3 separate regions of the Mus musculus genome follow, and regions 2 and 3 are each linked to region 1. A link is a contact called in ENCODE Hi-C or POLR2A ChIA-PET data. All regions are on one chromosome and are shown on one strand. The core of a region is the stretch at or near the end of the contact, and the rest is flanking DNA. Distances in the headings are between cores, read along the strand shown. Region 1 holds the start of Ssbp4 (single stranded DNA binding protein 4). Region 2 holds the start of Kxd1 (KxDL motif containing 1). Region 3 holds the start of Rex1bd (required for excision 1-B domain containing).

Region 1 (4,988 bases), core at 590-3,089:
CCCAGCGTCCGCCTCCACTCTCCTCCGGGACTCCCACCGTCCTCGCTGCCGCCGGCCCTCCCTCCCTTTGTCCGGCTCTGTCTCCTGCTTTCCCCAGCTGACTCTTTTCTCCAGGAGTCGTAGCAAAGTGTCCCCGCTGGGTCCCCAGGGCCCGGTAGACAGCAGGCGCTCAATAAATAGTTCCGGGGGTTGGGGTGGGTGAAGACACTGAATCAAAAATTTGTGGCTGAGAGAGGGGAAACCTTGCGTCCTGGGCATCTCCAGACCTTGGGGACACAATTGAGGGTGGAAGGAAACTCGGAGCTGCGTGCTGTGCCTCCCGGCTGCACTCGCAACCTCTCTGTGTCTCGCTGAGAACAGGGCCTGCAAAGAGCTGTAGTGCGCGGTGGCCCAGGCGCACCGACGGCCTTCCTGGCACCCAGCAGTCGCCAGCCCCGCGGCGGGGAGAGGAAGCTGGGGGAGGGGGTGGCGGGCCAAGCAGGAAATGGGAAAGGCCGGCGTCGGCCCAGCTGAGCCCTGGGGGAGGAGGCGGGGCGCGCCCCGGCAGCCTTTCCTGAGCGCCTGGAACCACGGCGGCTCGGCTTCCCGCCCGCCCACTAGGGTGGGGGCGGGGAGGCCCGGGCTAGGGGATCTGCCTGCACCAGGGACACCACGCGAGACTTAGCGCCGTGGTGACCTGCATGCTGTCACACTCACACAGGAAACCTGAGCTCATGACTGCGCCACCGGGTGCTGACGACCCACCTGTGCGCAATCTCCAGCAAGTCCCCACTAAACCCGTCGTGTCCAACCGGGGACACTTGCAGCGATAGCAAGCCTTAGCCTGGATGCTTCCCGACGCCCATGCGCCACGACCCCTCGTGCTCTCACGGGGCCGCGTGTTATACACGTGCGTCTGCGCTGGAGTGGGGGAAAGAAGCATGCTCTCATTCCCAGCGTGCACCCAGAGGTGGAGGCAGGAGGACCACCTGTTCAAGGAGCCTTAGTGAAGTAGAGAGCTGGAGGTCAGCCTGGGCTACAGGAGACACCGTTTTTACTCCGACTTTGAGACAGGGTCTCACTATGTATTGGCTGCTGTCCTGGAACTCGCCATATAGACCAGGCTGGCCTCGAATTCACAGAGATCCTCCTGCCTCTGTCTACCGCGTTAAGAAACACTTTCAGAAAAACAAACAAAACGTGCTTGGTCTGGGGTTCAGTCCTTACAACGCTGGCATGCATAAAAAAAAAAACAAAAAAAAAAAAACCGGGCTCTGTGCACAGCACACAGACCAGGCTAAGTGGCACACGCCTGTCGTGCAAACGCTAGGGAGGCTGAGGCAGGAGGATTAGAATTTCAGGGTTATCTGTTTTATGTGTTTGAGACAAGCCTGGCCTATATGAAACTCTCTCAAAAGGGCCCCTCACAGCCCGCAGCGCTGTATTGGCTCGCAGAGAGTGTCCTGGGAGTAGAATGTCATGGGCGCATATCCTGTGAGCCCAAGAGCCTAGTGCAGTTCCTGAGTCGAAACGGAGATATCCACAGCACCCCACCCCCACCCCCAGATCTGTACAACTGGGAGTCTTGCTCCGCAGCCGAGGTATGCTTGGAGCTCGCGGCCATCCCCCTGCCTCAGCTTCCCAATTGCACAAATAGCAACTGCTGGAGCGCGTCCCGGGCTTGAATATCTTTGGGGGGAGGTATTGAAGTCTGTACTTATTGGTGCGCAGCCTATTGGTGGGCAGTGCCGCCCCCGCGGGCTCTGCGCGTGCGCGCTCCCAGCGCGCGCGCGGGGGGGGGGCCCACCCGCGCTCCCGCCGTTGCCACTTTAAGAGCGGCGGGAGCGCGCGGTGGCGGTGGCGCGCTTCCCGGAACAGCCCGGGGAGGGCAGCGCGGCGAGAACCCACCCGCGGCCGGAGCTCCCGCGCGGACATGGCCGCGGGGATCGGGGCGCGGGCAGCGATGGCCACGCGCGCCTGACAGGTGCGGAGCATGTACGGCAAGGCGAGCAAGGGCTGCGCGCCCTCGGACGGGCAGGCGCGCGAGAAGTGAGTGCGCGGTGCGGGGCCACGCGGGACCGGGGACCATGGGGTCACGCGAGACCAGAATGGTGCGGGATTTCAGGGGGGACACAGGAGATCCCGAGGAGATCGGGGAGTGACTGGAGATCAAAATGGTGCGGGATTTCAGGGGTACACACGAGATCAAGGGGCTCATGGGGTCACGCGAGACCAGAAGGGTGTGTGATTGTGGGTGTGCGAGACCTGAGGGTCCTTTGGGGTCACAGAATACACAAAGGACAGAATATATTGAGGTACTCGAGTTCCAGGGTCTTGGTGGGGGGGTCACATGAGATAGAGGGCATGGGCATGAGCTTGAGAGCTCCAAGGGGGCTTGGGGTCTCAGAATACCTGAGGGGACAGGAAATCAATGGGTCAAACAAGAGCCAAGGGGTTGCTGGGGTCACGTGGCGGTTCATCGGGTGCAGGATCAGGGGCTCACTAGGGAGTCGGTGGTGTATGGGAGATCAGGAGTTAGGACTTGAGCGGTCACAGGATGCCCAGGGCAGGCACAGCATCTGAGGGTTGTAAGGCCTCGGGAGTTCTGGGGTCACACAAACCTGACAGGTGTGAGCTTTCGGGGTTGGCTGTGAGACCATGGCACTGGAGGACAGCTTCAGGTCTTAGGGCCGCAGAGTCCCAAGTATCCAAGCTGGAGATTTGAAACAGGACACGTGGGTTCATTGTGGCTGCAAATTTGAAGAGGTTGGGTCGGACCCTAATGCCCTGCGGGGTGTTGGGGTTTTGGAGGTTTGCGTGGAAGTTGGACTCCACTGTCGCTTGTAGGCAAAGGTGCGGATTCAAAGCCTAGAGAGGTGCAGAGCCTGACCATGGCGGTCCCGGGACACCTCCCGGAGTCCCAGGTGAGCCAGAATGGGTCTGGCTCTAGACGCCCCACATTGAAGATACAGGGTGCGCTGCCCAGGTGGACAGGCTGTGCTCTAGCTTCCAGTGAGGACACGCCTGGGCTGGCCTTCCTTTCCGAGGTGCCTGTGTGGAGAAGTAGGTGAAGCGGGAACGTTTGAAGTGTGCTGGGAGCCCAGCACTCACCTTTGAGGTGTGAGTGTGGAGGCCTGGATTGTAGCAGGGCCTGAGGGGGCAGCTTGCCTAGAGGCTGAGTTGCCCAGTGCAGCCCTGGGTAGGGGACAGATCACCTGGCACAGAGAAGTCTGGGTCACTGGGCTGCCATGCAAGGCTGGCTCCCTGAGAGCCTGCAGTTAGGACTCATTTATGGTCAGTAAACTCAGTGACCCTTCCTGGCATGGGGCTGCTGGCCATGTGGGAAGCAGGGACTGACTGATTCCCTGATACCTGGCAAGTCCCCATTCTAGGGAATGGTTCACAGACCTGTGCTAAGTTTGGGGGTGAGGGTGGGGGTGGGTGTTGATGATTGTGTGAGAGGAAGCTCACATCCAGGAAGTGGGGATCTAGTCATTCCACACAGCACGCAGGAACCTCAAGGTAGGCTGTTAGGGAAAAGTGAAGTGGGGGTGGGGTGGGCCATAGGCTCCGTATGTGCAAAGGCCCTGTGGTAGGAGCAGGCAGGGCCACCGATTGGCAGAAGTCCTGAGGCTGAGTGTGGGCTGCAAGGAGGCTTATGTTTTTGGAAGGGCATACATGAGGCTTAGCCCAGCTCCTTGTCTGAGGAACAGTGTACCTGGGTGGCACAACAGAACTGGAAGGAGGCTAATCACCTGGAACAGCTGAGGCCAAAGTCAGGGACCTGGGACGGACTGGAGGCCTGAGTGTGCACTACGAGGCCCTTCCTGGTACATTGCTGGAATGGGGTTGTCCCATCTTTCCCACGGTGTCATCCTCACAGAGAGGGTGTGGTAGGCTTACCTGTCTGGGGTCAGGGCTTCCAGCTCCAGTGTCTCAGTTACTGGCTGGCCTAATCTTGATTTTTATCTTCTGAGAAGTGGGGTAAGGGGTAGTAGCCCTGCCTGTATTAGGCCTCACCTGCTGTGGCCTCCACTTTCCTGGCCGACTTGTCCCCTGTCTCTGCCACTTTGCCTATGTGTCTAGGCCTGGTGGAGACCCTGGTGAGGATGAGGTTGGGACCTGAGTGGCCCTTGTATAAGTTGGGGTATGTGAGCATTGGCCTTGGCCGTGTGTCCTCTTGCTGCCGCCCAGCAGTTGAGGTGGCTTCTCTGAACAGCCTTCAGAATGTCCCATGATAGCCTCCTTCCTTCCCCTGGACATTGGTACCCCACACCTAGAGAGGAAGGACTGTGGGAGTCAGGGTCACTAGAAGACTGGGTAGATCTGGTGACAGGTTAGATGGTGACTGGAGTGTCACTGTTGGCTGCTAGTAGCCTGTCTGAGGGGTGCTGCCAGGGGTGGCCTTTACAGTAATTTCCCCATAATTATGGTGGCAGTGTCGGTGATGTCATGGCTGTAGGAGCCAGCTAACAGCTGCATGACCCTAGCCCGTACTCCAAGCCACTCAGCCCCTGTAGCAGAACATGCCCTGGCTTCTCATGGTCCCTCTGTCTATTTGGTTTTGTTTGTTTGTTTGTTTGTTTTTGTTTTTTGAGACAGGGTTTCTCTGTAGCCCTGGCTGTCCTGGAACTCACTCTGTAGACCAGGCTGGCCTCGAACTCAGAAATCCATCTGCCTCTGGCTCCCAAGTGCTGGGATTAAAGGTGTGCACTACCACTGCCCTACTTGTTTTCTGCTACATGGGAACTGAAGGCGCTGAGCGGCTGGGCTGACCCAGGACAGTCTGTGGGTGGGGTCTCAGATCTTGGTCTGAGCTTCCCTTCCTCCATAATCCCAGTGCTATCAGAAGACAATAGGATGGGTAGGGTCTGCGCAGAGCTGGGTATGGCAGGAACACGTTAGACACTAGAGTCAGGGTAAGCGTAGCGTAGGCAAAGGCCCTGGGGCAGGAGGCTGAAGGTAGCCAGGGACTTCAGACACTACAGGGCCTGGAGCAAGTGCTGTTC
Region 2 (5,010 bases), core at 207-2,706, 85 kb after region 1:
TCTTGTATATTTTCAGTATCAGGTATACTTAGAATCCACCAAAGAAGCACAGGTAGCATGAGGTGCTAGACTCTTCCTGTCCTGAGTTGTCACTGCTGTCTGCTTCTCTTAGCACCCAGGATAGTTGTAAAGTTACAGGCACTGTACTATGTGACCCATGCCACAATCAGAGAAGGAATAGTCAGGCTCAAGCCTAGACGACTCATTTGATAAGATTTTAAATCCCTGGAATAGAATGGGGAATTTAAAGACTATGGTAAGGTATACAAAGATTGTAACTCTCTGAGTATCCAGTTATGGGAAAAAGCCTGAGGTTACTTATGATCAGGACTTTAAAAACTACTACGGGGGGCTGGTGAGATGGCTCAGTGGGTAAGAGCACCCGACTGCTCTTCCGAAGGTCCGGAGTTCAAATCCCAGCAACCACATGGTGGCTCACAACCATCCGTAATGAGATCTGACTCCCTCTTCTGGAGTGTCTGAAGACAGCTACAGTGTACTTACATATAATAAATAAATCTTAAAAAAAAAAAAAAAAACTACTACGTTAGCTGGCCATAGTAGTACATACCTTTGATCCCAGCACAGAGGAGGCAGAGAAAGACAGATCTCTGAGTTAAAGAGCAACCTGTTCAAAACACTAAAGGGCATTCCTGGACAGCCGGGACTACACAAAGAAAGGAGTAGGAGAAGAAAAAAAGAAATCAAATACTGCCTTGTTTGCAAGAAATCAGCATGCCAGCCTCTGCCTTTTTTTCTATGCTGAAATCCTTTTTTTGCAGAAGGCATATTAAAAACGGTTTCTCTTATTTGGACGTACAGAAAAAGTCCCAGAAAAACCAGAGATAAAAAGAGAAATCTTGTTTCATAAAACCAAAACTGGCCGGTCCTGGTGGCACAGGCCTTCAATCCGACCACTCAGGAGGCCGGTAGATCTCTATGAGTTCGAGTCTGGCTTGGTCTAAATAAGCAAGTCCAGAACAGGCAGAGCTCTGTTACACAGAGAAACGGTCTAGAAAAACCCAAACAAAACAAGTCAAATCCCTGCATCTCTTTCACCAGACTCTTTATTAGAGAGAGGGGATTATTTCTCACAATACCGAGTACCAGGCCAGCCTGGGCTACAGCGATACCTCAAAAATCTGAAAGTCACACATGGTGGCATACAATGGCGTACACGCCATTTCAGGATGACCAGGATTTTAAGGGTAACCTAGGCTCCATGGCGAGCTGGAATCCAGCCTGAGTACATATGACCTTGTCTTTTTGTTTACTTTTCGAGATAGGGTTTCCTTGTGTAACACTGGATTGATAAATAATACATTTAATTGCCCACTTCCGGATTGCTTAAAAGCCATGTTTGGGACACAGCGCGTGCGCGTATCTAGTGCTGCGATTGCTCATCCTTTTGGCGTTCACGTTAGGGCTTCTACAATTTGGTCCTCCCGCCTCCTCGCGGTGAGTACGCGCAGGCTCCTAGGCGCCAGGACAGGGGGCGCTCGTGGACGCTCTATGATGACGTAAGCGCTAGGGCGCCCTCCCGGAAGCGCGAGCCAGGCCGCCAGATGTGCAGGTGCCGAGGCTGGAGCCGCCGGGGCCGGGCAGGGCGGGAACTCGGGGCGTCAGGAGGCCACGGAGGGGAGGGAGGGCCCATCCTAGCTCGGGGACACAGCCTCAGTTTTCCCGGATTCGCAGCGATAGCGCGGGCCAATCTAGATGGAAACCCTAGTTGTGTGACCTGGAGCCCTGAGCGGCTTGGGGTGCGCGTGTACCTCAGTTTCCCCGCTCAAAGGGGCGGGGACCCCGTGTTTGTTTGAGTCACGCCTTATCTGGTTTGGTTCTTTTGTTGTTGTTGTTTCTCCTTCAGAGTTTGGCCGGAAGAGTTGAAGTCCGTTTAGAGGACTCGGGCCGGACGGCTCCTTGTGCTCCTACTGTGACCTTGAGGCTCAGAGCCATTCCAGTCAGCCTGACATTCCTGGGGGAGAGTTAGTGTTTCTTTAGATGATAGCTCAAATTAGCCTCCAGTTCCTGGTAATCATCCTGCCTCGGCCACCCAACTATAAAGAGAGTCATTAAAATTTTGAGATAGCAGCCCAGACTGGGGCCTCTGTCTCCTTGAAATGCATCTTCCTCAGTCTCTAAAGTACTGGGATGACAAGCGTGAGTTACCTCATCTGCTTGTGTTGAGTCTTGTTTTGGATTAGGGTCTCATTTGTTCCAGGCTAGTCTGTAACTCACAAAGCAAAAGTGACCTGAAACTTCTGCTCTTACTGTCTTCTCTAGCACTGTGCACGGGCAGGGCATTCACCACACCTGACTCTTATTTGTTTATTTCACGTATGTGCATACATAAACTGTCGCTGTCTTCAGACAAAGCAGAAGTGGGCACTGGATTCCCATTACAGATGGTTGTGAGCCACCATGTGATTGCTGGGAGTTGAACTCAGGACCTCTGGAAGAGCAGTCAGTGCTCTTGACCGTTGAGTCATCTCTCCAGCACGTATTTATTTAGACAGTCTTATGTGTCTCAATCTCGTCTCCCACTCATTATGTAGCGCAAATTAACTTTAAACTTACAACAGTCTTCTAGTCACCTGAGTGCCAGGATGGCAAACATGAGCTGTCACACCAGGCTTCTGTTTTAAAATAGGGTTTCATGCATCTTAGGGTGGCCCAAAACTCAGTATGTACAGCCCAAACTGACCTTAAGCCCTGAAGGACCCAGGGCTTCTGCATGCTTCCAGTTCAGTCCCAGACCAGGACTGATACCTGATCTAGAACAAAATCTCTGGAATTAAAATTCTGCATGAGAGATGCTAGCTGTTAACCTAGTTGTTGACTATGCCCTTTAATCACAAGTTACTTTTCTTCTACTTTTTTTTTTTTTTTTGGTTTTTGGAGACAGTTTCTCTGTGTAGCCCTGGCTGTCCTGGAACCCACTCTGTAGATCAGGCTAGCCTCGAACTCAAAAATCCACCTGCCTCTACCTCCCAAGTACTGGGATTAAAGGCTTGCGCCACCACTGCCTGGCTGTTTTTCTTCTTTCTTAAGATAATTTACAGTCTATTTTGGGAAATGGGGGCATGCACCTTCTCATGAAGGGGTTTTCTGCCAGGTGTGTTCCAGGGCTTGAACTGGAGTCCTCAGTATAGACAGCAAACATCTTTTAGGCACTGTCTTACAGGCCACCCACCTAAAATAGGGCCAGTGTGTGTTGCTCAGGTGGGCCTGGGACGCTCTATGAAGCTCTGGTTGGCCATGAAGGCTGGATCGTCCTGCATTCTCCCCTTGTACTAGGGTCTAAAACCCTGGTTTGTCCATGGTCATGCTTGATTACCGGGTGACTGGACTTGGTGTGGTTATTGGATGGAAAGAGTTGTGTCCTGCCCATAGCTAGTTTCTTTTTTCTTTCATCTTTTTTTTTTTTTTAAAGAAAGCATTTAATTGGGGTTGGCTTGCATTTCGGAGGTTTAGTCCTTTTTTTTTTTTTTTTAATGTACGTGAGTACACTGTAGCTGTACAGATGGTTGTGAACCTTCATTTGGTTGTTGGGAATTGAATTTTTTAGGACCTCTGCTTGCTCTGGTCAACCCTGCTCTTTCCCATTAGCCTTGTTCAATACGGTCAGCCCTGCTCCAATCGGCCCTGCTCGCTCAGTCTCTGCTTGCTCAAAGATTTATTATACATAAGTATACTATAGCTGACTTCAGACACACCAGAAGAGGGCGTCAGATCTCATTATGGATGGTTGTGAGTCACCATGAGGTTGCTGGGAATTGAACTCAGGACCTCTGGAAGAGCAGTCAGTGCTCCTAACCACTAAGCCATCTCTCCAGCCCCAGGACCCTGTCTTGAAGGGAGGGTGCACTTGATGTGTTAACTGAGCTGGTAACATGTTTAGGGACCCAGGTTCAGTCTGTAGAACCTAAACACAGAGCTGAGCTCAGTGGTGAGGTGGGGAGCAGGTACAGGCAGACCCTGGAAGCTGGTGGAAGAATGGACTGCAGAGATGCCACAGAGCACTTGCTGGACTGGAAGAGGATCTGAGTTTTGTGTCCTATCTGTGGCCACCTGTAGCTAGCCCGGGTGTCTTGACACCCTAGGCTCTGCATCAGGAAACTCAGTCTCTGTAGTCTGTCCTCTATCATGTGAGTACTATAGCCGTGTTCCATAAAAAAGACTGACCTGAAGCTAGGCAGGCACAGAGCTTAAGAGAAGGTGGAGTGACCGCCTTGCAGAACCTAGTGTGGACAATGAAAGGAGAAATGACATGCCCAGCTGTGCCTGTGGAGAGTTCTGGGGTTTGGTCCAGTGTGAGCTATGGAGGGTGGCAGAGTGAAAATTTCAGCCCCCAGGTAGCTTAAGTCTCCGTCCTCCTGCCTTAGCTTCTTCAATGTTGGAATCAACAAGTGTGCTACCATGTTCTGCCCTCCAGGCTTATGTTTTATTGGGATGTGTTCCTGCTAGGCTCCCAAACACCCCATATTTCCAGCTGGGGTGATGTGTTAGGGGACATGATGAGTTCTTGACATCACCTGTCTCGTGCTGACCTCACATTGTTCTGCTCATTTCAGGCATTGGAGGCGGAGGAGAAAGAGATGGACACCCCAGACTCAGCCTCAAGGGTCTTCTGTGGCCGCTTCCTCAGCATGGTGAACACTGATGATGTCAATGCCATAATCCTGGCCCAGAAGAATATGTGAGCAGGCCATGGGAGGCATGGGAAGGGTCCTACTATCTCCCCCAAGCCCTGCCCAGGATGTGGTAAAGAAAACGAGCTCCAGGCTCTAATCTTGGCATGGGATCAGATCTTGGAGCTGTGCATGACAGGGCCAAGTGGTTCTGTCCCCAGGCCAGGGCTGGGAGGGCTGGAGAGACAGGAATACTCAGAGGCTCTTCTGGGCTAGCTTTTGGCATTGGCACCCAGAGCCCAGTTTGGGTATGCAGGGAGCCTTGTTCAGGATGCTTCATTCCCTTGCTGGGACAGCTTCACCCTGAATTTAGCTTTTG
Region 3 (4,988 bases), core at 221-2,720, 100 kb after region 1:
AGGGGATCTCACCATGTAGCCTAGGCTGCCCTTGAACCTTGGAGGCTGGGGAGGCAGTAAAGACTGGTACTGGGCAGCAGGGTGAACCAGTGGGTTAGAACTTGCAAGCCTTGGAACCATGTAAAGGTGGAGCCCACACAGTGCTGCTGTGGGGAGGCAGGCTGTGCTTACAGATCTTGTCTTGGCTCTGATGTGTGGGGCCACAATTTAGGGTCTCTGGGGGAGCAGTTCACCTGACTCAGTACTCTGTACGCCAGTTAAGTTGCTGGACAACCTGATAGAGTTCACCATCAGGCATGGCACCAGGGACTACAGGCAACACACTTTATATGAGTTTATGAGGCCGCCTCATCTACCTTTGATTTTTGAGTATCAGGCACACTTTTGCATGAGTAGCTGGGTACTCTAGGGCGTCTAGGACCATTTCACCCATCGTGGGGAGTCTTAGACAGGCCATGTTGCTTGTAATTGACTTCAGGTATGCAGTCTGTCTTGTCATTTGGAAGGTTCCGTGGGTTCGAACCTGGTTGCCAGCAGCTTGCAAATCCCCCATGTATGTGCAACCAACATCTCCAAAGTAATTTAGGGAAGGAAGCTTTCAGAGTATATCCTACCTCCCCGGTGCTGGGAATCCCATTTCAAAGGTATAATCTGAATGGATGGTTTGTGTGCACTATGTGAGATGACATCAAAAGGTTTGTTAGGGGCTGGAGAAGTGGCTCAGTGGTTAAGAGCACTGATTGACTGCTCTTCCAGAGGTCCTGAGTTCAATTCCCAGTAACCACATGGTGGCTCAACCATCCATAATTGATCTGATGCCTCTTCTGGTGTGTCTGAAGACAGCTACAGTGTACTTACATATAATAAATACTTTTAAAAAAAAAATGCGTGATGGGCATGGTGGTGCACTTTAATCCCATCACTCTGTAGGCAGAGGCAAGCGGATTTCTGAGTTCAAGGCCAGCCTGCTCTACAAAATGAGTTCCAGGACAGCCAGGGCTATACAGAGAAACCCTGTCTGGGGGGCTGGGGGTGCATTAGGTGTCCTGCATATAGGTGTGAGTGGCTATGTGGGTAGTGTCATTGGGTTCAGTCCTGCAACAGCAACTAGTACTCAGCCACTGAAACCAAAACTGGTTCAACTACATTCGTAAGCATCACCGGTACAGAAATACTTGTGGCCTTAACTTCGATTTAGGCCCTATTCGAGCCCCGCTTGTTGCAAGGATCTGGCGGATGTACACAGCCCTGGAACTAACCATTTAGTTGCTTTAGAAACTATTTAGAGTTCCACCAGGCGGTGGTGACACACGCCTTTAATCCCAGCACTTGGGAGGCAGAGGCAGGGACAGCCAGGGCTACACAGAAAACCTGTCTCAAAAAAAAAAAAAAAAAAAAACGAATTCAAAGGCGCGCGGGCTGGTGGTGGACCTCCCGGCCGGCAGGGGGCGCAGCGGCCATTCCCTAGTGCCACTTGACTGCGCAGTCATGCTCACCGCCGCCACAGAGGTGTTGGCTGCTGCAGACGGTCCCGGGTCTGCGGAGTCCGCGTGGGCCTGGGTGAGCCCGGTTGCGGGTGGGACGGGCGCGGGGTGGCGGGATGGGCTCAGGACTCCGGCTTCATGGCCCCACACCCCCATAGAGAGACGCCCCGATCGCTACACTGGTGCAGAGGATTCAGCAGCTTCAGAATGAACGCGCACAGGCCTTCCGCCGTCTAGACCAGTGAGCGGGCTGGGCTGGAGGAGGGGGCGGGCCCTGGGAGAGCTTGCCTGAGGGGGACCTGAGGGGAGGCGGCTGGAGGCGTGGCTGGGAGGACCTAGGTTGTGGACTTGGTCGGAAGAGGTGGGGAGAGAGCCAGATCTGGTCCAGGAGATGCAGGAGTGCTGCTGCCGGGAGCAGGGCGTACTTGAAAGCGAAGTCTAGAAGGGTGGGTAAAAGGATCTGTGACACTGAAGCCTGTCTATTTGGGGGAGTTGGGTAGAGCTGAGGGTGTAGCTTTTAGTAGCAGGGTAGATAGGTGTAGAGCAGCATGTGACCGTGGGCGTGGCCTGGCGGGAGCAGCTGTGGTGTGACCCTCCACAAGATCCCTCATTTCTCTGAGTGCAGAGATGGTTAAGCACTAGCTCTGTCCTGACAGACCCAGTCTGTGGAGTTCGGGTTTGTCTCTTTCGAGTCGGGGGTATCTTCCACGTAGCTGGAGCAGGGAGCGTGGTCTGCTTGTCAGCGTGTCGATTCAGCATCCTCCCGGTCCACTGCAGAGCTCACCGTCAGTACCTGCTCAGTGGTCAGCACTATGACTTCCCGAGTTACCGGAGTGTCGTGCACGAGGTGACCCAGGCCTTCGCCGCTGCCTCGCGGGAGGTATTGGCAGTGGAAGCAGAGTTGGCAGGGCCTCGAGCGCAACCGGTGCTCGCCCGCCACGTGCGCAGCCTGCAGGAGCTAGAACAGACGCGCCTGGCCACGGTAAGACCACCACCCCTCTCCTTTTAGAGTGGGGCATGGTCCACAACCCATTCCCAGCCACCCCGACCTACTACTATTTTTGCCAAACACCTCTATGCATTTGGGCCCTCTCCCACTCTTTCCTGGCTAACTACATTTCCCTCCCAAATTTTTGCTTAATTATACCAGCCCCTCTGTAAAGCTGTCCTAAGAACTCCAGAAACCCAACGCATCGACCACTGTGGCTGTTTAAGTCCCTAACTCTGGGTTATCACCGTTGGAACCCACAAACTACTTCTTCCACAAACATCCTCAGACACTTGTCATCCTTGGTCCTTGACCCAGATCCCAAGACCCCACCTACCCTAACCTTATAGCCAGTGGTAGCAGGGGAGGAGCTTGCCCACTGTAAACCATGTAGCTCTTTGGTCTGGAATTCTTAGTGCAGAATCCCAAACTCTGCAGAGTTCCATTTCCATCCTAGAATTCGAACTCCATGTCCGGCCACTGGGGTGGAGGCCACACCCACCATACCTGCCACCATTCCCTGGTTTTTCCAAACTGTGACCATATTCTGTACCTCCTTCCATAGGAGAGCCCTAAAAGCAAGTCATACGCTACCTCCCACTCAAGCTCTGCTCTCCTTAGAGTCCACTCCTGGCCCTCCTTCCCTCTGTGTGGCTTTTGTCTACTGTAACTCCCATTTCCTCCTCCAGGTGGCACTGTTGCAGGTGATGGGGACACCAGGAGTGTCAGAACAGGACCCTGAAAAGTTGCACCAGCTGAAAATAAAGTGAGCCCTGTTGGCCCCTTGGCTTGCCACCTTAGATTGGCACCTTAGATTGAGTCAGCCCAGCGCAGAGCCAGTCAGAGAGGGCAGACACTCTGATGCACTCTGGTGCTCCCAGATGCGTACTTCCTAGGATGTGCATGTATATCACATCTCTTACAGTTTCCACTGCTTTCAGGAGTTTGAATGTGACCAGTCACTTGCTCCCCTGTGAACCCCTCTAGGTCTATTGCAGGTCTCTATGCATAGATAGGCATGCACAAACATCCCCTCCCCCCACCACCATGGCCTTTCCCATGAGCCTACTGTGACCCAACGAGCCACCCGGCCTCCTGGGCATGCTCCCAGGCTGGGCTTGAGGTTTGGCAGCAAGCAGGAGGGCCCAAGGCTTGCCATAGCCCCCCTCCCCGCTAGCTGTGCAGCTCAGCTAATTCACCCCATCTGGGTTTTATTTATAGTTTCCATCCGCTCTTGTAGGGTAATTAAAACCATGGAGGCGATCGGCGAGGTTCTGCAGGAACTCAGGTTTGATGCGGAATCTGCCGAGTGAGGGCGGCTCCCCAGGGACCAGAGGAAGCCGGGAAAAGAGGCCCATGGCGTCGAGCCCAGCCCTGACCGCCAGCTGGCTGAGGTCGTGCCCTGCTGGGCTGCCCTCCAATGTGCCTCACGCAATAAAGAATTCTCCCTCTGCAGCTTTCCCATCAGCTCTGTATCTTGGGATGGGTCAGCCATCTTGGGGTGAGGGGGGATTCTCCAGGGAAACAGGGAGAGCAGGTGTAAGATTTCACACCCCCAAGGAGTTCTGGGACAGGTAGTGTTCTAGAAAACAGGATCGAAATTTATAGGTGGGGAGGGGGTATGCTACCCCTCCCCCCACCCCAACACATAGGCCCCAAACACACTGGCCATCGGGACCTGAACAACTCCTTTATTTATTTAAAGAGACTCTTGGGAGGCCCTGCAATACCCCAACCCTACCCACACTGGGGTATATCCAAGTGTGACCATCATGTGGACCAAAGCTGTGGTTGTGGGAGCTCATTGTGCCCCAGCCTCTGGTAGGTTTCTTTGTTGCCCAGATGGTACAGAGGGGCTCCAATTCAGGTGAGCCTCCAGGTCTGACCCAGCAGGAGGATGGCCTATCCTTAGAGTTTAGCCGGCAGGACCTGAGGGCAGAAAAGAGGCCACATTAAGCCTGGACCCTTCAGCAACTTGATGATGCAGTAAAACCTGGGGCTCTTTGCAGTAGGTGAAATGAGCACTAAGAGATCCCTTTGAGCAACACCGAAGGAGGGGAAAGGGCCTCATCTAGACTGCTGTAGGCCCCACTCACCCAGACCCCCTTACCTCTCGCCGCACCCCGTCTGCCCGAGGGCAGGATCCCCTCGTCCTGTGCTTGGAAAGAAGAGTGCGGTGTTGTGGAGGCTGCTCACCCGGGTCTCTCTCTTCCTCTGCTCCTTTACCCCCCACGCAAGCCTCCCCCAACTTTCCTACCTGGTTTCGGGTCTTGTGTGACTTCTGCATCCAAGCACGCCACTGGTCGTACAGGCGGAAACTAAGGTTCGAGCAGTATGCGTGCTTCTTGAGCCAGCCGAGGAACTGCTTGAGCTCGCGCCGCACCGGGCCCGAGCTGGGCTCGCCGCCCCGCGGCTCGCACACCCCGCCGCCCGGGCCCGGGCGCTCTAAAGAGAATGGAGCGGCAGTGTTGGGGCGCGGCCAGCAGGAGGCGCGCGCGGGACGGCGGCCTCCCATA

The links. Hi-C counts contacts between places; a loop is a spot of excess contacts on that map. ChIA-PET counts read pairs that join two places held with the same protein, here RNA polymerase II (POLR2A).
Region 2: POLR2A ChIA-PET joins it to region 1 with 41 read pairs in Patski. The contact joins the promoter of Kxd1 here to the promoter of Ssbp4 in region 1. A Hi-C loop is called at or near these places in 1 of 37 maps with a recorded cell type or tissue (T-helper 17 cell). POLR2A ChIA-PET finds 5 or more read pairs at or near these places in 5 of 5 experiments (Patski and embryonic stem cell).
Region 3: POLR2A ChIA-PET joins it to region 1 with 57 read pairs in Patski. The contact joins the promoter of Rex1bd here to the promoter of Ssbp4 in region 1. A Hi-C loop is called at or near these places in 1 of 37 maps with a recorded cell type or tissue (T-helper 17 cell). POLR2A ChIA-PET finds 5 or more read pairs at or near these places in 4 of 5 experiments (Patski and embryonic stem cell).

Annotation. Positions count from the first base shown.
Region 1 is chr8:70,605,165-70,610,152 of GRCm38, reverse strand. It overlaps Ssbp4 (single stranded DNA binding protein 4), which reads left to right and starts at 1,839. Exons shown (of 18, transcript NM_001372473.1): 1 at 1,839-2,028. The coding sequence starts at 1,973.
Region 2 is chr8:70,519,626-70,524,635 of GRCm38, reverse strand. It overlaps Kxd1 (KxDL motif containing 1), which reads left to right and starts at 1,456. Exons shown (of 5, transcript NM_029366.2): 1 at 1,456-1,573; 2 at 4,575-4,699. The coding sequence starts at 4,599.
Region 3 is chr8:70,503,234-70,508,221 of GRCm38, reverse strand. It overlaps Rex1bd (required for excision 1-B domain containing), which reads left to right and starts at 1,470. Exons shown (of 5, transcript NM_025577.3): 1 at 1,470-1,560; 2 at 1,643-1,725; 3 at 2,262-2,466; 4 at 3,162-3,238; 5 at 3,713-3,927. The coding sequence starts at 1,489. The coding sequence ends at 3,785. Crlf1 (cytokine receptor-like factor 1) reads right to left here. Exons shown (of 9, transcript NM_018827.4): 7 at 4,730-4,917; 8 at 4,583-4,625; 9 at 4,144-4,401. The coding sequence ends at 4,388.